Regions from separate parts of the Homo sapiens genome. Here region 2 is linked to region 1. The links are chromatin loops, found by intact Hi-C in ENCODE. Cell type or tissue: dorsolateral prefrontal cortex. All regions are shown on one strand. Each heading gives the region's core, and the rest is flanking DNA. Links, peaks and the distances in the headings are about the cores only.

Region 1 (11,582 bases), core at 725-3,224:
TCAAAACAAAAACAAACAAAAAAAAAAGAAATAAAACATAGATCTATTTGAAGACCCTCTATACTCTTACCCAGTCTTCACCCATGTATCACAATTTATAATACTGTTTTTCTTGACTTAAAATATTTTTACTGTGTATTGAAAAAATACCAAAGACTATCTATAATGTTTGTATGAGTTGTAAAGGGAAACAGACAATGTATAGGCCAATATACCCTTCACTCTGCTTAAGAAACTGATGTTTTAAAACTATATAAAAGTTACCATACTGTTTATGTGCTTCATTTTGCTCAACAGTGTTTTGACATTTATCCATGTTGATACATGTAGCTTTTATTCATCTTTTTATTAGTAACTACTATATAACTTTATATTATATGAATATATCACAGTCTATCCATTCAGCTATGGATGAATATTTAAATTGTTTTCAGTTTTGGATTTCCATGATTACAAATGAAGTTAAATGACTTTCCATATTTGTTGGCCATTTGGTTTTCCTTTTCTGTGAATGGACTGTTCAAACCTTTGCTCATTTTTCTGTTGGCATATTTGCCTTTTTCTTAGTGATTTGTAAGAGTTGTTTATATGCCAGGCACTAATTCTTTGTTAGTTATATATATTACAAATGGTTTTGTCCAGCCTATTGTCTTTTCCACTTTATTTATGGTATGCTATATATAGATGTTTTGAATTTTCATGTCAAATTGCTCAATGTTTTATGCTTTCTGTGTGTGTCTTGTTTAACAAATCCCTCTCTACCCTAAGACTTTCCTATAATCTTTTTTCTGCCATCCTATATAAGCAAAAAGGATCAGTAAGTATATATATATTTTTTAAATCCTAGACAGTTATAACAGTAAGACTGTCTCATCTACCTCTCAGGCAGGAGTCTCCCTTAGTCATCTTTTAGATAAAGAGGTAATGACTGCTTGAGTAAATTGTAGAAGGATATGGTCAAGAGAGGCAAGTCCAGGATAATAGGTAATACAAGATTATCGGGACAGTCCAAGAATTTGGAGAGCATGATACTCTGCCACAGGACACTTTAAAAATCTTCTGTTAAAAAAGTAAAGTTCTGTTGTGTTTAAAGTCTGTTATTTTTACCTAACAAACCACTGTAGGAAAACCATGTAAGAAAAACTCTATATAGTCAGTGAGCCCTTTAGCTACACAAGTTTGTTTGTTGTGTTTTCAGGGTGAATGTTTCATACACATTTCTTTTATTATAAATGTTTACCTGTTATGCTTTCTAGGTAATATATGTCCATTTTAAGTGTGGAAGCCTAGTGATCGCCTGCAGTCAAGTCTTGCTGGATTGTTTGTTTAATAAATATAAAAACTAACAATTTTCCACAGCAAAAAATTGTACACAATTAGGATTTTCAACCATGTCATATGCATTAAATGTTTCTACTTTTTTGAGATTTAGTTTTGCATTATACATACAGAGAACATATTTTGCAAAAGCATGTTTTCTTTTTTCATGTAACATATTGTGGCTTATGCAATTAGTAATTTTTTCAAATTTGTGTTTGTTCTAGAAAATTAAACAACGCAAAAATAAGCAAACAGATGGCATCCTCACCAAGGAATTGTTACATTCAGTTCATCCTGAATCACCTAACCTCAAAACTTCCCTGTGTTTTAAAGAGCAGACTCTGCTACCCGTAAATGATGCTCTTCGAACTATAGAGGGCAGCAGCCCGGCAGATAATCGTTATAGTGAATATGCAGAAGAGTTTTCTAAATCAGAACCTGCTGTGGTCAGCTTAGAGTATGGTGTGGCAAGAATGACTTGTTAGACTCATAGAGTTTTTTCTGCAATGATTGCAGTACAAGAAAAGGATTATTGTGAGGATGGTCTGTAAGCATAACCAAAAGGAATTTGTCTAATAACAATTTTAGGGTTTAACAGTAGGCTAATAGTTGAAGGAAGGATAATAACTACCCTTGTGAGAGAAATAAGTCATTTTAATTGCATTTCCAGCAAGGAATGACATTCAGTTCTGTAAGAAATGAGTGGTATTTGATGTATTTACTCAAAACACAATTTGCACTGTACACTAGTGAATTGACGTTTATGATTTATGTTAATTCAGCCAAACATAAATAACCTTCCTTAAGTACAATTTAACTTCAAGAAAACAAAATTTGACAACATAGTTTCTTAATAAATGATATGGCATGTACTTTCAATTATGTAGCTTTGTAACTATGAATATTTACATATTTTGCCTTTTAGTGATATTTAATGTTAAAGTGCCATGAAAAATATTTCTAAGAAAGCCTTAAATTCCCAGTGGATTCTTTACCCTTAAGTTTTACAGCCTACAACAAGATTTTTTGTTTTGTTTTTCTTCTGGTCAGCCTTGTTTTGTTTGTAAAGAATTGTGCTCTCATTACTGCTGGGGGTGCATGCTACAATACTTCTATATAAACACTTGTAGAAGTACACTGTTCACGTTTAGCCTGCCCCACTTTTGTATTCAAAATTAATGAAACTGAAGGTTTATTCTGATCATAATTTGTTTAGTGCTACATTTGATAATTTATTATTTACAGCTTAGAATATTGATTTCTTGAATACGTATAAGCACATTTGACTGTCTTTTATATATGGATTACTGCATTCCATTGATTCTTATTTTGTGGTTGGCTTTATTTCTTTCACAACTGTGTAAGTTTAAAGAGCTAAAGCTCTAAAACTGTTCTGAGAAACAATGAATAGTACATGTATATGTATATTTTTAAACTGCCTTATTGCTCAATGAGTTGCTGTTCCTGGAGTATCTAACTTTCAGTTTACTCAAAAACTTTTGGGTAAATAAAAAAGGGAAGTACAGATAGTTTAGGTTGTGCATGGTTGCATGAATTTTGAAGTCATTTCTATGTGGAGCATTATTTTTCTTCTTGTTAAATATAGAAAAAAAAAGAGATTCTAGTACAAAGTTACTGTTTAACAAAAGCAACATAAACTCTGGGAAAGATTTCATTTTGCCATGTTATATTTACTGTTTATTCTGTGTACTAGTACATATCTTTAAATTACCAAAAAACAAGAAACAAAACATAAAAACCCCAAAACTATCACTTGGAATTAGCAATATCACCCAACTGGCTTTAAAATTGAAAATTTAAATAACATGGTGGCATGAAGTACAATTCGAGTATTAGGCAATTTGCATAGTGTTCCTCATGCTACTTTCTGTTACACCTCTATTATATTAGTTTTGAATATAAACATCTTTTTCAGACCAAAAAAAACTTTATTGTATGAGAGCTTATCTTATCCTGTTTATTTTTCCAATGCTTTTCTGTAATACATTATGTAATTTAAAAAATATTCCTTTTTAAACAGCAACAGAAATGCACTATAAAATATAGTATGTGATTAACCAATCCTGCTTCCATATTTAAGCACTGGGAATGGAAACTTAATCTCTGTGACTACAAAGGGAAGTTTTTGTGCCTTGGTGTTCCAGTCACTGATTGTGGTTTTAGAATCTTCTGTGGCTGACTTCTTGTATTCAACTCTGGTTTATTATCTTAATCTTCAACTTCAGACATATATTTGTGTGTTTATATGCTCACAGGTGGACTGAGAAATCAGTTACATCTTAAGTGACCTACAGGGTATATGTTGGCAAAAGCAGACTGTGTATATGTCTTATAAAGTTGAATTTATGTTCAGTGTGTTTGGAAGTGTATAGCATGTAAATTACTTCATATATGATTTAAAGGTAATTAAATGTTCACATTTTACTTTGAATGTTTTTCTTCTGGATAAAACAAATGGAATCAAGTTGTAGTTGTTTTTTTTTTCTTCTCACCTAGGCAAGTAGACTTGCCCATTACATTAACATAACAGCATAAGGTTTGAGGAGTTTATTTTCCAAAAGTTTGTTGATAAATAATACCTGTTTCATACAAAAATAATTTCCAGAATATTTAAAATAGGTATAGTGGGCTAAAAGGCCCATCAGATGTAGGTAATAATGTCATTAAGTTTTCATTTTGTTCCTGTCACTTGCTTATATTACAATCACTATTTTTTTGTGCCCTTGCCAACTTGATGGAAGGCAGGGTCCATTGAGTACAAACATTCGAGGTGAAATGTCTCTCCAAAGGCAGATCTGGATGTAAATATGAGGAAGAAAATAACTGGCTGACAAGAGGATAATTTTATTGAGGGTGTTTTGAAAAGGTCAGCTAGGCTAGAAGTAGCTCAGGGAATCTTGAGTAAAGATGAAGGGAACTCTTTTAAAACAAATTCAATTTATTTGGTCGGGTAGCAGAGCAGGGAGGTGGTGTCAGTCAAGCCTGTTTTGAAACATTTTTTGCAGAAGGTCAGCTTTAAAATATTGAAAAATTTCCAGTTGACATGCTAAGTTGGATTAAATGCTGATCATTTATAAAACTATATAGTTGCTGCAAAAGTAATTGGGGCTTTTGCCATTGAAAGTGATGACAAAAACCGCAATTACTTTTGCACCAACCTAATACTACAGTTGCAGACTTTTATTAGTGACGCTGATCTTCATTAGTCAAGTTTTAGTTATTTTGTTGGCTTTTCCATGTAGAATTCCAAGTGACATTAACATACTTTGATTAATTAAAGAAAATTTGGAGACTGTTTAAGATATATGTCTAGATATCAATGTAAACTATAAGCTTTAGGAACTTACATCTAGAAGAAAGCCTGGAATCTAGAATAATTATCTCAAAAAAAAGTATATATACCATTGTACTTGATATAAGAAAATGTAAACATGAAACCTTGACATTTTAATAAACAGTATTTGTGCTACTCTAGTTATTTCTAGGAAAGTAAAATATCCATTTAAATGGCAACTTTTATAAAATAGTGGCCTGCATAACTGAAAGGAACTTTCAGAAGCTAGTAGTAGACTCTATAGCCCTGGTGTTCAGTTTCTGATTCAGTAGTTAGGGGTTGGGACTCTGGAGTTAAAATCATTTGCATACCAATAAATTGTTTGCACTTAGCAATATTTTGGATATTGTGATGCAAATGGTTGGGGAATCATACTTTGAGAAACACTGCTGTAAACCACCCATCATGGTCAGTAAACATCTTGTTTGTTCTTAAAGGGATGCCGAATTATTCTTTTTTTTTTTTTTTTTTTTTTTTTTTTGAGACGGAGTTTCACTCTTGTTTCCCAGGACAGAGTTAAAGTGGCACAATCTTGTCTCACCACAACCTCCGCCTCTGGGTTCAAGTGATTCTCCTGCCTCAGCCTCCGGAGTAGCTGGGATAACAGGCATGCACCACCACACCGGGCTAATTTTGTTGTTTTAGTAGAGACGGGGTTTCTCCATGTTAGTCAGGGTGGTCTCAAACTCCTGACCTCAGGTGATCCACTGGCTTTGGCCTCCCAAAGTGCTGGGATTACAGGCGTGAGCCACCACGCCCCACCTCAGAATTACTCTTGTATAAAGAGCAACAGGCTAGGGAGCATCACACTTCTGAAACATTGTGATACAAGTGGGAGTGAGAAATAAACCTTTGTTTTAAGCCACTGAGAATTTGGGCTCTTTGTTACTGTGGTGTAAGCGTGCCCCTCCTGAGGGATGAAACCATTTGTACAAATTTCTGTTTTTCCATTAGTTCCCAAATGGCCTTTGTCCTGCTATTTTGCGTCAGTAGCCAGCTGAGGTTTGTGCATTGCATTTGGTTGTAGCTCATCAGTCTCTGTGTTGAACAGCCGGTCACCTCTTCCCCTCTGCATTGACCTTTTGCACCAGACCAGTTGTAGTTTTCCCACTTTCTGCTTTTGTCTGATTGTTTCTTCGTGGTGTAATTTAACTTGTTCCTCTGTCTACTGTACCTGCTGTCAAGTAGGTACTAGATGAAATTCAGAGTTAGCATTTCAGGAAAGATGCTGTGTACTTAATATTGAATTACTGCGGGAGGATATAATGCCAGGTGGTTCCATTGTTAGTGACGCTAAATTTAATCACTTGGTTATCTTTTCATTGTAAAGATACATTTTTTCCCTTTGAACTCAGCAAATGCTCTATGGGGTGATATTTTGGCATCAAATTGAATATCCCTTTCCTTAACAACCTATCCATTAATTATACTTGCCCAAATCAGTTATTTCTTTGGTGTTACAAAATGCTGATTCTCTAATTTTGTTTTAACTTTTTACACTTATTTGCCTGCATTTGTTTGTTTGTTTGTTTGAGACAGAGTCTTGCTGTGTTGCCAGGCTGAAGTGCAGTGGCGCAATCTCGGCTCACTGCAACCTCCGCCTCCCGGGTTCAAGTAATTCCCCTGCCTCAGCCTCCTGAGTAGCTGGGACTACAGGCACGTGCCACCATGCCTGGCTAATTTTTTGTATTTTAGTAGAGACGGGGTTTCACCATCATGTTGGCCAGGATGGTCTCAATCTCCTGACCTCGTGACCCCCCACCTCAGCCTCCCAACATGCTGGGATTACAGGTGTGAGCCACCACGCCCGGCCTTGCTGGCATTTTTAAAAGAAGTGCTGGGTCCAGTGAGTACACATACACTGGAAAGCAGTGAGAGGTGAGGCCAGCTGGACTTCTGGGTCAAGTGGGGACTTGGAGAACTTTTGTGTCTCAAGAGGATCGTAAAACGCACCAATTAGCACTCTGTAGCTAGCTAGAGGTTTGTAAAATGCACCTATCAGTGCTGTGTAAAAACGCACCAATCAGCACTCTGTGGCTAGCTAGAGGTTTGTAAAATGCACCAATCAGAACTCTGTAAAATGGGCCAATCAGCACTCTGTAAAATGGACCAATCAGCACTCTGTAAAATGGGCCAGTCAGCAGGACATGGGCGCAGACAAATTAGGGATTAAAAGCTGATCACCCCGCACCCCAAACCCTCCCAGCCAGTAGCAGTAACCCACTCGGGTTCCCTTCAACGTTGTGGAAGGTTTGTTCTTTTGCTCTTCACAATAAATCTGGCTGCTGCTCACTCTTTGGGTTCCTGCCACCTTTAAGAGCTGTAACACTCATTGCGAAGGTGACTTCCTTCATGAAGTCAGCAAGACCAGGAACCCACCAGAAGGAACAACCTCCGGAAACAGCAGGGTCCAGTGAGTACAAACATTCAAGGTGAAATGTTTCTCCAAAGACAGATCTGGTTGTAAATATGAGGAAGAAAATGACTGGCTGAGAAGAGGGTATTTTTGTTGAGGATGTTTTAAACAGGTCAGCCAGAGTAGAAGTAGCTCAGGGAATGGAGTAAAGATGAAAGAATTTTTTATTTTTATTTTTATTTTTTGAGACAAGTCTCGCTGGATCACCCAGGCTGGAGTGCAGTGGTGCCATCTCGGCTCACTGCAACCTCCGCCTCCCTGGTTCAAGTGATTCTCCTGCCTCATCCTCCCAAGTAGCTGGGATTACAGGCGCCTGCCACCACGCCTGGCTAATTTTTTATATTTTTAGTAGAGACGGGATTTCACCGTGTTGATTAGGCTGGTCTTGAACTCCTAATCTCAAGTGATCCGCCTGCCTCGGCCTCCCAAAGTGGGGAATTCTTATTTATTTATTTACTTAGAGATAGAGTCTCACTCTGTTGCCCAGGCTGGAGTGCAGTGGCACAATCTCAGCTCACTGCAATCCCCACCTCCAGGTTTCAAGCGATTCATGTCTCAGCCTCCTGAGTAGCTGGGACCACAGGGACACGCCAGCATGCCCAGCGATTTTTGTATTTTTTGTAGAGATGAGGTCTCATCTCACCATGTTGGCCAGGCTGGTCTTGAACTCCTGACCTTAAGTGATCTGCCTTCCTCAGCCTCCCAAAGTACTGGGATAACAGGCATGAGCCACCATATGTAAGTAAACACCCTCCTGAGACAAGCCAATATAAACAAGTCAGGAGACAGACAACAAAGGCACCCTTTATTAAAGATACTGCACTTAATTATAGCAACGAAAGAGGAAACTCTTGAACTAAGAAAACTGCTAAGACATGCATACTCTTCATTCTTCTACATAGGATTATAGTCTGTAAGTTTTGAGCATGGTAAAGATAGCATCGATGGATAAGGCATCAATTTTTTTTTCTCATTTTTTTCATGTAGTTAAGATCATTTGCACTTTTTCTGTGAATTATTCGTGTCTTTTGCCTATTTTTTTCTAAAAAAATAGGTAGTTATTAAGAGCTTTTTATATTTTGTGATATAATGTGCAAAGGAACAAAAGTTTTCTTGGACAAATGGTTGATTCCAAAACTGAAGGGAGAGTACAAGGTGAGCCTGAGATATCGGAAAACAGACCTGCAAATAATAATCTCCCAGTTTGTCATTTGCTGCTTATGTTTTTTGCCTTGTAGAAGAGTTTGACATTTAGGAGGTAGAATTGTATTAGTCTTATATTACTTCTTGTTTTGAATCGTAATTAGACTGCTCTAATACTAGGTTATAAAGGATTCACTCATGTTCTCAATATTTAAAGGGTTCTATGTCTTTACATTTGATTGATCCATTTGGAATTCATTCTGATATATAGAAAGATGTATGGATCCAAATTTATCTGTTTCCCAAATGGCTACCTGGTTGTTTGAATCATTTATTAGTAAGTTCATCTTGTCAGTGATTTCAGATGTCACTTTTATGTAGTTCTTGATCCTGTTCTGTAGCATGTGTATCTGTATTGATGTGCCAAACCCATCCAGTTGTATTTATCTAGGCTACATGGTAGAGCTAGCTCTGCCTCATCACTCTTCTTTCTCAGGGTTTTCTTTGCTATTCTTTTTATTTTGAAACAATCCAGCCTCACTGAAAAATTGGCAAGTACAGAAGGGACATTTTTTCCTGAATCCCTCTGAGAGTAAGATGCTATGATATGATGCCCTATGTTCCTTAAATATTTAAAGTGTGTGTCCTGTAAGAACAAAGCCATTTTCATATGACCATGGTCACACTTCTTTCTTAGGTTTTCCTGAAAACGTTGTTCCATTATTTTCTTGTTTTGTATATTGTCAAGAAGTCTGAAGCCAACCTGATTTCTTTCCCTTGTAAGTGACTTGGTTTTTTGCCTTAAAGTCCAGTGGGTTTTTTTTTTTCTTTTTAAAGTCAATAGTTTTGCAAGATTATGTCTTGACTCCTCTAAGTCAGTTTTCCAGGTATACTATCATGTAGATTCAAGTCTGCTTGTATTTAGGCAGTTTTCTTGAATGAGTTTTAAACATTGTTTTTCTTTCCTTTTTTAGGAACTCAAATTGTATGCATATTAGATCTTGTTTATCTTCTATACGTATTGCTTTCTGATCCTGTTACCATCTTTTGTTAATTTCTATTTAATTTTTTGGCACTTTTAATTTCTTTCCTTTATGTTTTTTATTGTATGTCCAGTTATTCATATTTCCCTTTGCAAACAACATTTAATTTTTATTTCTGAAATATTTTCCTTTTGCTTTAGCTTATTTAAGTTCAGTAGTTCTTGTTTCACTTTTTTCCTCCATTTTTATTTGAGTTTTTGTATTTATGATAAGTGGTGGTTTATCATATCAGTACTTGCATTTTTACTTCTATTTTAATCCGTCTTTTAGTTTTGTTACCATTTGCCTGTGCCTGTAATCTTTCTCTTTTGGGTTTCATCTATTGAAAAGTTTTATGTATAATTTTTTTAATTAATAACTTCACATGAATGCTTGTTCGTTTTTCATTTTCTGTTCATGAGTATTTGTGTTGGATTTGCCTGGACCAGTGATAACAGACAATCCTATGTAGAAGAATGGAAGAGTTTGCATGTCTTAACAGTTTTCTTAGTTCAAGAGCTTCCTCTTTCATTGCTATAGTGAAGTACAGTGTCCTTAATAAAGGGTGCCTTTGTTGTCTGTCTCAACTTGTTTATATCATCTTGTCTCAGGAGGATGTTTATCTTTAGCTGTTTTCTTCTCTTCCATTACCTCTACCCTTCCAAGATATTCTTTTCAAAGATATCCTTTTAGAACTAATGTTTTCTCAAGACTGCCCCTTCCTTTGACTCCTCAGTTTTCAGACATGGTGTCAATGTTTTTACTGAGAGAGGGATCCTTTCCTTCTGGGAATGAGCTCTAGTTGACATTTACTGATCCATCACCAGCAAAACCTCATTGAACTCTCTTCTATGCATTCTTTACCTGATTGTCCACTCTGGTATAGACGGTGGATCTACTGGTCTCAGGCCTTTATTTCTGCAGTCATATTTAAATTGAAATTTATAAAATTCTCTGACTCTTAATAATGTTGCAAGTGTATGCCAGGGCAATTTAGTTTGTCCTCCCTGTTGATCTGTATGGTTGTTTTGGTGGATGTGGAAATTCTAATTTGGGTAGCTGCCATTTATCCTGTGGGAACCCAATCCCCTCAAGTATTCTTTTGTTCATTACTATTGTGGTAAAATATACGTAACACCAACTTAACATTTTAACAATTTTTAAATGTATAATTCAGTGGCATTAAGTACATTCACGATGTTGTGCAACTATTACCTCATCCACTTTTCATCATCCCAAACAAAAACTGTGTACCCATGAAACAGTAATTCCTCATCACCCCACCCTCAATCCAGCCCCTGGTACCATCATTCCACTGTCTGTCTCTATGAATTTGACTATTCTAGTTGCTTCATATAAGTAGAATACAGTATATGTCCATTTCTGTCTGGTGTGTTTCACTTAGCATGTTTTCAGGATTTATCCATGGATTAGCATGTATCCAAATTTCATACATTTTTTCTGGCTGAATAATATTCCACTCTATGTATAGACCATGTTTTGTTTATCCTGTCATCAGTTAATGGACACTTGGATTATTTCTACTTTTTAGCCATTGTGAATAATGCCGGTGTGGACATTGGTGTATAAGTCTTCAAGTCTCAACAAGAACTGAATAAGAATTTTAATTATTTTTGATATATACTCAGAAGTGAATTACTAGATTCTATGATAATTCTATGTTTAATTTTTTGAAGAACAAACTTTTCCATAGCGGCTGTTTTACATTCTTACCAACAATGCCAAAGGGTTCCAGTTTCTCACATCCTTGCCAACACTTGTTATTTTCCACTTTATTTTTATGACAACCATCCTAATGATTATTAGGGTATGAAGTGGTATCTCATTGTGATTGTTATTTGCATTTCTGTAATGATTAGTGACATTGAGCATCCTTTCATGTGCTTATTGGCCATTTGTATATATCTTCTTTGTTTTTTTCTTTTGAGATGGAGTCTTGCTCTTGTTGCCCAGGCTGGAGTGCAGCAATGCGATCTCGGATCACTGCAACCTCCACCTCCTGGGTTCAGGTGATTCTCCTGCCTCAGCCTCCTGAGTAGCTGGGATTACAGATGTACACCACCATGCCTGGCTAATGTTTGTATTTTTAGTAGAGACAGGGTTTCACCATGTTGGCCAGGCACGTCCTGAACTCCTGACCTCAGGTGATCCATCTGCCTCAGCCTCCCAAAATGTTGGGATTACAGGCGTGAGCCACCATGCCCGGCCTGTATATATCTTCTTTAGAGAAATGTCTACTCAAGTCCTTTGTTCATTTTTTAATTGGGCTTTTTGTTGAGTTATAGAAATACTTTATATATTCTGG
Region 2 (11,582 bases), core at 4,865-7,364, 56 kb after region 1:
CCAGAACACCAGGGAATGCCTGGGTACCAGAAATTACCCAGAGGATGGAGGGTTCAAAAAGGATGGCCAGATGGGGACTGGCACAAGCCATCTCACAGCTGAACAAGGGTTCACTGTGCACATGTGCGGATGTGTAGATACACATGCATGGGCACAAACACTGCTCTGAAGCAGCATACCCCACACTGCAGGCTGGGGGTCATACTGAGAGCACGTCAAGCATTCTGATGATGTGTGGGCTATTATTAATAGTAATTGCAGTAATCACATATGAACCCAGCATAGGAACTGCTACTATTGCCCTGAAAATGTGTGAGTTAGCAGCCAACTCTTTGGAATACTGAACACATGATTGCACCCGGCAATGAAAGAAAAGGGAGAAACGGCACGTGTCTGGCCTCACTCAGAGGTTTGGTGGTGATTTTACCCACTTCTTCATGTGCTGCTGCTGAACATAGCTGGTCAAGTGACCTACAACTGAGGAGACACAGGGCTTCAGATGACAAGATGAAGCCAAATTCCCAGCCTTTCCTAGGAGAGCACATCAGGTATGCAAAGTAGTTATGAGCGCCAGGAATATTTCCATGTAGAGAATGAAATAGAAAGGAGCATGGCCGTGAGGGAAGGCGTGTGTCTGTGAGGGAGAACTGTTTTTGGTTCCTGCCCACTGAGATTTGGGGTTGTTGGTTATGAATCACTACTGCAGCAGAAGCTCACTGATACATGGTAGTCTTTCAGAACGCCTGGCACTTCGTGGTGAATAAATATTATTAATAAAAAAAGAGCCTAGATGCCAAACAAACTATGCTCTCTCTACTCACACAATTTTTCTCTGCTGAACAGATCCTCTGAGCACATTGGATGGGAGGCAGAGGGTGCATGCTTAGGGCAGGACCTCAGCAGGGTCCAGGCCCTCTGTCCCTCCAGCTCCCTCAGCCCCTCACTCAGGATGTGCATTGGACCTTTCTCTACATCGGTGCTGTTCCTTGCCAGGTCTGTTTTTACTCCTGCCTCTGGTGGAGCTTAGGGAGGACCACTTGGGGCCATGTCTCCAACTTCAGCTCCGTGAGCCTCCCACCCACCCAGTTCTCCCACCTGGAGGGCACTGCAAGGCCCGCAGTAATTAGGGTTCTCCAGAGAAACAGAGCCACACATATCTGAAGCACCCTACACTGACAGGATGGGTGTAAATAGAGAGAGGGATATATTTTAAGAAATTGGGCTGAGTGCAGTGGCTCATGCTTGTAATTCCAGCACTTCAAGAGGCTGAGGCAGGTGGATTGCTTGAGCCCAGGAGTTTGAGACCAGCCTGGGAAACATGACAAAACCCTGTCTCTATGAAAAAAATACAAAACTTCGCTGGGTGTTGTGGCACACGTCTGTAGTCCCAGCTACTCAGGAGGCTGAGGAGGGAGAATTGTTGCTTGAACCTGGGAGGTCGAGGCTGCAGTGAGCTGTGATTGTGCCACTGCATTCCAGCTGAGATTGCGCCACTGCATTCCAGCTTGGGAGACAGAGCAAGACCCTTTTCCACAACCCCCATCCCCACCCACATAAAAAGAAATTGGCTCACGTGATTGTGGGGGTTGGGAAGTCCAAATTTCATGGGGCAGGAGACCCAGGCAAGAGTTGATGTAGCTCAAGTCCAGGGGCAGTCTGGAGGCAGCATTCCCTCTTCTTCAGGAGGCCTCCATTTTTTACTCCTTTAACACACTGAATGAGGCCCAACCCCATTAGGGAGGGGCATCTGTTTTACTCAAGTCTACTGATTAACTGTAAATCACATCTAAAAATGCCTTCATAGCAACATCAAAACTGGTGTTTGACTAAATATCTGGTGGCCTGGCCACCTTGACACGTAAAATGCACCATCCCAAGGCCTTCCTCAGCATGAGAGGAGGCAGCCACCAGAGTTGATCTCCATCGCACAGGTCTACTGAAGCAGCTGGAACACGGGTGACAAACACCGCAGCAGTGCTTCTCTGACTCAAAGGCATTCTGAGCTGGAAACAAACCTGGTGCCTAAGTCAGGTGGAATTGCCAGTCACCTGAAGAAGCAGTGGAGGCAGGAAGAAGTCGAGGTGTTTGTTCACTGCTAAATAACATGCTTCTGTGTTGGGCTCTGCAAAGGTCTGTTTGGTGAACTTCACTCAGGGCTCCTGAAAGCTGCCCCCAGCCTGAACGCAAGCACTTGAGGAGACACGAGGAACATCTGGTGAAGAAGCGCATGACACCAGAAAGGCGATCATTTTGTTTACACTTCGCCTTGGGTGAATGAGTTTGAGGGCAGAACTGTGGCACACTGTGGTGGATTAAGGATTCTTTGCCACTTCTATCACTGAGAGGTACAGGCGACTTCCCCTCCCCTTGAATCTGCACTGGCCTCGTGACTCACTTGGCTGATAGAATGCAGAATCACTGTGCCAGTTCTTGGGAAAGCCTGGAAGCTTCACGTTCGTGCTCGTGTTACCCAGCCGCCATGGTGTAAGGAAACCCAAACTGTTCTCCTGGAGACAGCAGCGACATGGGGGACTCTGGAGGATGAGACACTACACGGGGACAGTGGGACCTGGAGTGGGGAGCGAACCCACGATCTTCAGTGTACAGCCAGCACCCAGCCCTCAGATGTGCGAGACACCTTCATGGTCCTTCTGGCCAGCCCAGGCCCAAGACAGACACATTGGTGTGAGCAATGCATGGGGACACCCAGGAAGAGCCACCCATGCAGGTCACAGAACCATGGGAAATCATGAAGTGTTATTTTGAGTCACTGTTTCACGGTGATTTGTTATTCAGCAATAGGTCACTGAAACACATACACAGAGTGGCAAGATGAAAACAATTTATCCAGGAAAACATTCTGCTCTCAGAAGACAAAGGAAAACCAAGATTTGATACAAAGAAGTAACCCACTCATCACTTACTTTGATGGGAACTGTGCAAAGAATGCAAAAGAGTCTAACGATTAGAGAAACAGAGCAATTTGGTGGCACAAAAGTTTCTGGGTGCTGGAGAGAATCACATCTTTGTCATAGCTGGCTGCAGACTTTGGGCCATAACTTTTCTGACTTGGGGCTTGGAAGGCACCCCTGGAGTTGTGGCTCTCAGAGCTCTGATGGAGGACAGTTTACCATGCGGGGGACATGCAGAAGGAATGGTGTTGGTGGAAACCTGGAGGAATGGCGTTGGTAGAAACCTGGAAGAACATCTGAAATAAGAGCCCAGCCCCTCGATCTTCGGGGCCTCCGAGTAGTGGTAGCAGGAAGTTTTGATGAACTAGGAAAGGATGAAAACAAAGGTGTTCTGATTGAACTTCATGCTCCTAGTTGATGACTTTAGCAACCTGGAGCCCAGGTGTAGAGAACTCAGGGCAAGGCATGGTGGCTCACGCCTGTAATCCCAGCACTTTGGGAGGCCGAGGTGGATCACCTGAGGTCAGGAGTTCAAGACCAGCCTGGCCAACATGGCAAAACCCCGTCTCTACTAAAAATACAAAAATTAGCTGGGTGTGGTGGCGCACGCCTGTAATCCCAGCTACTCAGGAGGCTGATTTAGGAGAATCACTTGAACCTGGGAGGCGGAGGTTGTGGTGATCTGCAGAGATCACACCACTGCACTCCAGCCTGGGAGAGAGAGCAATATTCCATCTTAAAAACAAACAAACAAACAAAAACAAGAGGAAAGTAAACCCAGGTCTGGTTATTGTCAGAGCCACATGAAACCACAGCCAGTGATGCACCCTCCTCATGGGCAGCCTGGGCTTCCTGACTGGCTACTTTCTTCCCATCAGTAAGAGGTTAAACTCAGAGTGATGAAGGCAGATGGGAAACAAGTGAAGTTATTAGCTGCCTACAGTGAGAAGCAATACCTGCCCTGAATCAAAAACGAAAAAATGCCCAGAAAGCTCACTAATGCCATAACCAAAGGAAGCACTTTGTAACAGGCCCTTCCAGCCAGGACAGGAAAACCAACGGATGCTCGGGCTACCAGAGGGGAGAGGTGCTCTTCCTTCAGGATCCAGAGAACAACATGAATGAGATCTGAATCCTGCTGAGTTTCTTAGCAGCCCTCTCTATGTGGACATGAAGACCAGTTGATGTTGATGGTTTGGGGAAAAGTTGTTTGTGTTGAAGTAAATGTTGTGGGATTGGGGAGATTACATTTGGAACAGTGAAAATAAATGTTATAATATTATAATTTCAACATATTATGTTTTAATGTGTTTCTATTTTTAAATGTTTAAAATGTAAACGTATTTTAAAGTGTTATACTTTTCATTTCATTTTATTTATGGTAATATTTACTGAATATAAATTATTAATTTTTATGTAATCAGACTTATTAATCTTTTCCTTTCCTCACTATACATTTTTAGTAAACTATTTTTTTAGAGTAGCTTTAGGGTCACAGCAAAATTGAGTTGAAGGTACAGAGAGTTCCCATATACCTCCTGCCACCCCACCCCCACAAACCTCCCCTTACTATCAACATCCCACAAGAAAATGGTACATTTGTTACCACCGATGAGCCTACAAGGACACATCATTATCCCCTAGAGTCCATAGTTGACATTAGTTCACCCTTGGTATTGAACATTCTATGGGGCTGGACAAATGTACAGTGACATGTACCCACCATTATAGTACCATACAGAGTAGTTTCACTGTCTTACCAATCCTGGGCTCTACCTATTCATTCCTTCCTCCTCCCATTTTTTTATTTTTTCATAGTTGTGACTGTTCCAGAGTATCATATAGTTGGAAATCATACATTATGCAGCTTTTTCAGGTTGGCTTCTTTCACTTAGTAATATGCATTTAAGGTTCCTCCATGTTTTTTCATGGCTTGATAGTTTAGTTCATTTCTTTTTAATCCTGAATAATATTCCATTGTCTGGAGGGACCACAATTTACTTGTCCATTCACTTACTGAAGGACACCTTGGTTGCTTCCAAGTTTTAGCAGTTATGAATAGAGCTTCCATAAATATTTGTGTGCAAGTTTTTGTGTGGACATAAATGTATTGCTTTTAATGCATTGGGTAAATACTAAGAGCTACAATTGCTGGATTGCATGGTAAGAACATGTTTAGTTTTGTAAGAAACTGTCCAATTGTCTCCCAACCTGGCTGTACCATTTTGCATTCCCACAGCAATGAATGAGAGTTCCTGTTGCTCCACATCCTTGTCAGCATTTAGTGTTGTCAGTATTCTGGATTTTAGCCATTCTAATAAATATGTAGTGGCATCTCACCATTGTTTTAATTTGCATTTCCTTGATGACATATGATGTGGAGTATCTTTTCATATGCCTGTGGAGTAGCTGGGACTACAGGCGTGCATCATCATGCCTGGCCAATTTTTGTATGTTTTTGTAGAGATGGGGTTTTGTCATGTTTCCCAGGCTGGTCTTGAAATCCTGAGCTCAAGCGCTCTGCCCATGTTGGCCTCCCAAAGTCCTGGGATTACAGGTGTGAGCCAACTCACCTGGCTATAAGTATTTGTTGACTGAATAAATGAATGAATGTGGTTACATGTTTGTCAATTAATTCACTCTGTTTTGTATGGATTTTTTAAAGATTATATTTGTTTTCTTTATGAGATTGCACAATTTAAAGGCAGAGATCATGCCTCATATGAACTATGTCCATTCATATATTCATACATTGAACAAGTATTTATTGAGTGGCTACTATATGCTAGCTGGGCACCGTGCAAGGCATAAAGGATACAGACAGATTTGTTCCCTATTCCTGTGAAATTTTCAGCTGAGTCAGGAATGCAGATAACTAAATAAGGAATAAAATTAAATAGAGTGCTTATTTTACTAGGAGATCCCTATGTTAATTCTCTAAGATTAACGTAGTGCCTGACATACAATTGTTTTTGAGTCAAATAGTTCTTCAATATGAGCTCTACTGATATTGATGTCATATGACTACTGAGAGATTATAAAGAAATTAATTTCATGCTTGTTTTCGCAATTGTTCCCAGTTCAACCTCAAAATTAATATGGAAGTAAAAAATGTTATTCTAGTGACACACTTAAACCAAGCTAATATAAATCTTAAATCAGCTTAAGTAGTAATAAGATTCAAGCATCTGTTGTCTCCAGAAGACATTGTTATGTGTTAACTGCCCAAGAACAAGCACTTGTTCTCAGCTCAGCAAATGACTCTGCCCAGGGTGAAGTACTATGTCTCTCTTTGAACTCCAACCCAGTTCATCTCTCCAAGCTCAACTGCGTTCTCCTCTTCTCTGCCTAGAATCTCCCTTGTTGTGGATTTCAGACCTTGAGTGTACAGCTCCCCATCTGGACTCTCGTGAAGGTCGTGGTAAACAACACACAGAGCATCTCTTTGTCACGGGCTCAGCTGACACGTCTCCCTCCCTCACCACTGCCCCGCCAGCCTCCAGCAGCACATCTGCGGTGGACAATGAGTCTCATTTCACATTTTGGCTCTGCGGTAGGCATCATCATGGGGACAGAATACACACCACAGGATAATAAACAAGGGACTGTTCAAGAACAAATATCAAAATAAAGACAAAAGGAAAGAGGAGCTGTTTGTCTCTCTATTCTTCCAGTTTCCCAGCATTTCTTCACAGGTCATGAAAACCTCCAGTTCCATCCACCATAATGTTTTCCACCTTCAAAGGCTTCTCTGAAGAGAGACTGTAGTGTTTGTCTTGGGATAAAATTTGCTTTCTCCGGCATGTCTGTCCTGTTGAGCTTTATCCAATGGCCCGGGCAAGAGACAGCAGCGTATAGGGAGGACATTGCTGCTGGGATCACCAGCAGGAGGAGCCCAGAGTGGCAGGGGAGGCTGGAGTGGGGTCCAAGCAGAGCCGTGGCCCCCGCTGCCTGCTGTTGGGGGAGTCAAGTGTTGTGGGGTGACGCTTGGGAGTCAAGTATTACGGGATGGTGGTGGGGAGTCCAGCAAGAGAGAGAAGGGAGAAGAGTCAAAGGGTGCTCCCGGGGGGTCCTCCCAAAGCACTGTCTCTCATGTGGGCAGCTCTCTTCTCCTCCCCACCCACAGGGCTTCTGGAAGGTCTCCTGCAGAGCCTACCTTTCCCTGAGTTGGTCCTTATTCACCTTATTCACCTGAGTCTTAGGGACTCAGAGCTCAAGGTATGCATCTTGAGCATGTTACTGAACCATGTAACTCATTCTGCCTCCATGTTCGTGGGGTGCACACAGAAAGGTCCACAAAAGCCATGTGTTTGCTCAGACAGAGGCCCCACAAACAGGGCTGTGTGTGCTGTATTTTCTTTCTTTCTTTGTTTACAGACAGAGTCTCACTCAAGTGACCCTCCTGCCTCAGCCTCCCAAAGCACCGATATTACAGGTGTGAGCCACCATGCCTGGCCCTGTGTACTGTATCTTCTTTTCCACATACACAGTAATGCTATTTACTTTTTAATTAGTAGAATAACCAACTCCTCCTGGTTTGCCAAGAACTTTCTTGATTTTGAAGCTGAAAGTCCCATATCTTGGGAAATCCCTCCATTTCAGCAAATTGAGATGGTTGGTCACATCTTATCAAGGAAATTTGTAAATTACAAATTTACTCTCAAGAAAATTTGTAAAATGTCCATATGTCCTCTTTAAGTAGGGTCTGTATTTTGCTGATTTTTGTGTCCCCTGGCTGGAGCAGCCAGCCTTGGGCATGATAAATAGGTGTTCACCATTCACTTGAGAAGTTACTCCTTTCTGCTAGTAGAGGTGGAGTGTGCTGACTGTCCATGCACTCTCAGTGGTCGCTCTGAAATGAAAACCTTGCATTTAGTACTTAGCTGAGCTAGAGGTAAAGTGAGAGGCTGTAGGACAGAGATTTCTCCTGCATAAAAGAATCTGAGGGCTGGGTGTGGTGGCTCACGCCTGTAATCCCAACACTTTGAGAGGCCAAGGCCAGCAGATCACCTGAGGTCAGGAGTTCAAGACCAGCCTGGCCAACGTGGTGAAACCCCATCTCTACTAAAATCACAAAAAACTGCCGGGTATGGTGGTGCATTCCTGTAACCCAGCTACTCAGGAGGGTGAGGCATGAGAATTGCTTGAACCTGGGGGGCAGAGGTTGCAGTGAGCAGAGATTGAGTGCAGTCTCCAGGCTGGGCGACAGAGCGAGACTCCGTCAAAAAAAAAAAAAAGTAGCCTAATAGTTGGATTAATACGTAAAAGATTTGGTAAATAAATCAATAAACTCCAAAGGGGGTAAGAGTGACTTCATTTCAGTTATTTGAAAAGGAGGTAGAAATATTTAACAAAGAACACTCTTGATGGGAAGAAAAATGGAAGGATTAAACAGAATGACCCTTTAGCTTTTGGATTTTATAGGCTTTTCCAACATTATGAAGATGTATGTGTCTCAGGGAAATAACATGATATAGTTTGAAGGCTAACCAGTGAAGTTTCCTCATTTGTAGAATGCGAGGCTAAAGGAGGGAGACAAGACTCGCTCTGCACTTCCCCAACCTCAGCCTCTTTAGGCGACATCTGTGTGGTAGCATTTATTATTCATGAGTGTTCTTTAAAGCAAGAAAAATTTGAGGATCAAATAGGATCTTTCAAGTGTAGGAACTATTGGGCATGACTTGTTTATGGCAGTCAGTAAAGGATGGTGAAATACAAGTGTGATTGATTGTAAAAGCACTACAATTTCGCTTCATTTTAAACATTGCATTTGGCTAAGGAAAATCAGTTCCTTTCCCAAGCTTTTAAAAAAGGATATAAAGATGTTGTCTGGCTTACATATCACCAAAAAAAAAAAAAAAGAAAAAGAAAAAGAAAAACAAAAAACAACCAGCACACATTATTTTTTCTCAGCACACATATGCCACAAAGTCACAATTATCTATTTATTCTGGGATTAGACATAGGGCTGCACCAAGAACAGATTAAAATGCTCTGACTTCATTAGTTTAATTAGGGAGTTCCAAAGTAGATTTTTGCAGCTAAATTCTTTGGCCATGCAGGGTGAGCAGCTGTTGCCCAGACACTATCCTCAAAGGTAAAGCTCCCAACGCCACGGTCTGCAGAGCACTTGCTCCTCCCAGGCTGGCCTCAGTTAGCCATCGTCGGGGAAGCCCGTGGGACCACATCCTGCAGTCCCAGCTTGCAGGACCTATACAGCCACTTCAAACATTATTTCCAAGAGAGACCCCATTGACCTCTTCTGTTATTATTCAGACATATGTTAAGCTCTGCAGCAGGACTGGCTAGATCATATGCAGTGCCCAGTGAAAATAAAAATTCAGGGCTTCTTGTTCAAAAAGTATTAAGAATTTCAAAACTCACCAGTGGGGCATTAGCCCAGCATGGGCCTGGTGCAACTGATGCCACATGCCATGAAGCAGTCCTGCTTTGCAGTCTGAATCATGCGTATGATCTGAGCTGGGGTTCTTTCTCTCCGTCCCTCTCTCTGCTCAGGTTCTACCATACTCTTCTACACAGGAAGCCAGGCTGAGGTCAAGAGTCATTGTGTTCTGTACACAATGCATACATGATGGATTATTTACCAGGTGAGGGCCTCTTTATTTGTACCTCATGATATAATCCCTAAAAGCTGCTATTCATGAAAGGAAGTGTGCTATTCCTGACTGAAGAATACGAAAATGTCCTCCAGCCTAAGATTCAAATATTGTTGAATGTCTTTGAGATCCTCAGCCAGGAAGACAAATGCTATTTACAGAGATCTGAAAGACTCATAATGCAGAACTATGGTCTGATTTAAAAAAAAAAAAACACCTAAAATGAACAAGCTCTAATTGTATAACAGAGATTTTGTAAAAGATCTTTCTCAGCAACAGTATTCTGTTACTTGGGCATCATAATGTCCAGAAAAGTAGAGACAAGCAAGCTGGAGGTTATTTGGAACATTAGCAAGCCAGCTACGATGGCAGGGTGGCACCAAGTTCCAAACAAATTAAAGGTCTACAGAGCAGAGCTATCAACCAACCTCTTGATCACTCCCCTGCTTAACCTTCTCCTTCTTGACCCTTAGCTATGAGTTTTCTACAAGATGATTCCTTTACCCCCTTTCCTTTCCTCCTCTCTGGTTCTTCATTATTTTTTCTCATCAATTGCATTCACTCCCATTGCTTTGACTGCTGCCTGTAAGGAGAAGGCTCAGAGAATTATTCCAGTCTGGTTTTCCCCAGTGTTAGCTGTGCATCTCCATGTGCGTGCTGGCCACCTTGACCCTCCTGTGCCAGATGTACCTGAAATTCAATCGGAGAGAAATGAACAGCAACTCCCAACTCCCCTAGTCATTAAACTTCAGCATCCTTCAGTTCTCTTTTCTCTCCTCTGTTCACCCTTCACGTTCAGCCAGGTAATTACAATGTGGCTCTATGCCCACAATGTTTCTAGAATTTACTCTTTCTTCCTGTCTAGCAGCAGATGGGCGACTGAACTCCATGCTCATGTCCCGGTTTGCCCCCTGTAATCTGCCTGCCTACAGACAATGATAAACTCCCACCTGCCCCAAAACTTCAATATTTCCCTCTGCCCACAGAATAAACCCTTTAATTTAGCATTTACAGCCTTCCTTAAACTAATCTTAATCTATCTTCAAGCTTCCCCTCCCAAAAACTACTCCTTTGTGAATCGTACCCTCCAGCTCGAATCAGCATTCACACCTTTTGAGGACGCTGCACGCTTCCCTATCCCCAGCCATTCCTGTCCTGCCCCATAGGCCTCTGCTATGTTAGGAAGGCCTCCTCTCCGCATTTTCTCACCCACACCAGGGAAGCACCCCTGGTTACCCCTGTCAGGAGTCATTGTCCTCGTTTGGAGGGTCTGAATCCCACTGAATTGTGCCTTTCAAATGGCACTTGTTCCACCTGGTCATAGGCAAAATTTCTGTCCTAGATTCTGTAAGCTACTTGAGGATAGGGCTTGTGTCTTATTTTGCTTTCCTGAGCTCAGTAAATAACTTTGAATATGATTGACTAGATGCAGATGTAGTTATCACAGCTGTCACATCCAACTATATAAGTGGCTCTATCAACATCGTGTTTAATGTTAACATCATGTTTAATGTCACTGACGATGATGTCTGAGAATGTGGTCTGTTAACACACATCACCACCACCACCTCTTGCTGTCTCTGTTGCTACCACCTTAGCCCAAACCACCAGGAACCTTCCTAATTGGCCTCCCCATGCCACCTTGCCCCTAGATCCAATCTCCACATGGCAGCCAGGTGAGATTCTTCAAACGTAAGCTAGTTCTCACCAGCCCATGTTTAGAACCTTCTAGAATTTCTGTAGAGAAAAGGCTCAGAGTCCTAACCTCATAAGAAAAGATAACTAGAAGAATTGTTTCGATGCTGTATTTGTACACCAAATGCACAATGTCATTATACATTTAGAGGGTATAAAAGTCAGGGATGCTGGTGGAGAAGCTCAAGTATTTCCCAAACCACCTAAGCTGCTGGTAGCTGGGTTCCAGCTGGAGCGTGTTCATGTGGGAAGAATCAGAAAGGAGATGGGGATCCCTGCAAGTCTGGGTCCTGCTTTGGTTTGGAATCTACTAGACAGCCAGTTCTTTCTCTTACACTCTCTTCCACCCTAGCCACTA

Evidence for each region. A loop is a pair of places that touch in the nucleus more often than their neighbours do. Peaks named below come from ENCODE experiments on the same cell type or tissue, not always from the same donor. Only the 100,000 strongest peaks of a DNase experiment are listed, where the experiment ranks them.
Region 2: it touches region 1 in a loop (2.0-fold over the local background); 5 of 110 quality-filtered maps call a loop at or near these places.

What each region holds. Positions count from the first base shown.
Region 1 is chr13:25,239,455-25,251,036 of GRCh38, reverse strand. It overlaps MTMR6 (myotubularin related protein 6), which reads left to right. Exons shown (of 14, transcript NM_004685.5): 14 at 1,545-4,815. The coding sequence ends at 1,805. Among named protein-coding and RNA genes, the nearest start is that of MTMR6, 42 kb to the left of the region's middle. In dorsolateral prefrontal cortex, for the core only: a CTCF peak has its summit at 1,686; a DNase peak (open chromatin) is centred at 1,706; H3K27ac peaks cover 2,382 bases.
Region 2 is chr13:25,187,896-25,199,477 of GRCh38, reverse strand. It overlaps LINC01053 (long intergenic non-protein coding RNA 1053), which reads right to left. Exons shown (of 3, transcript NR_120427.1): 3 at 8,821-10,219. Among named protein-coding and RNA genes, the nearest start is that of LINC01053, 12 kb to the right of the region's middle. In dorsolateral prefrontal cortex, for the core only: no CTCF peak of the experiment used is centred there; DNase peaks (open chromatin) are centred at 6,377 and 6,826; H3K4me3 peaks cover 927 bases; H3K27ac peaks cover 2,500 bases.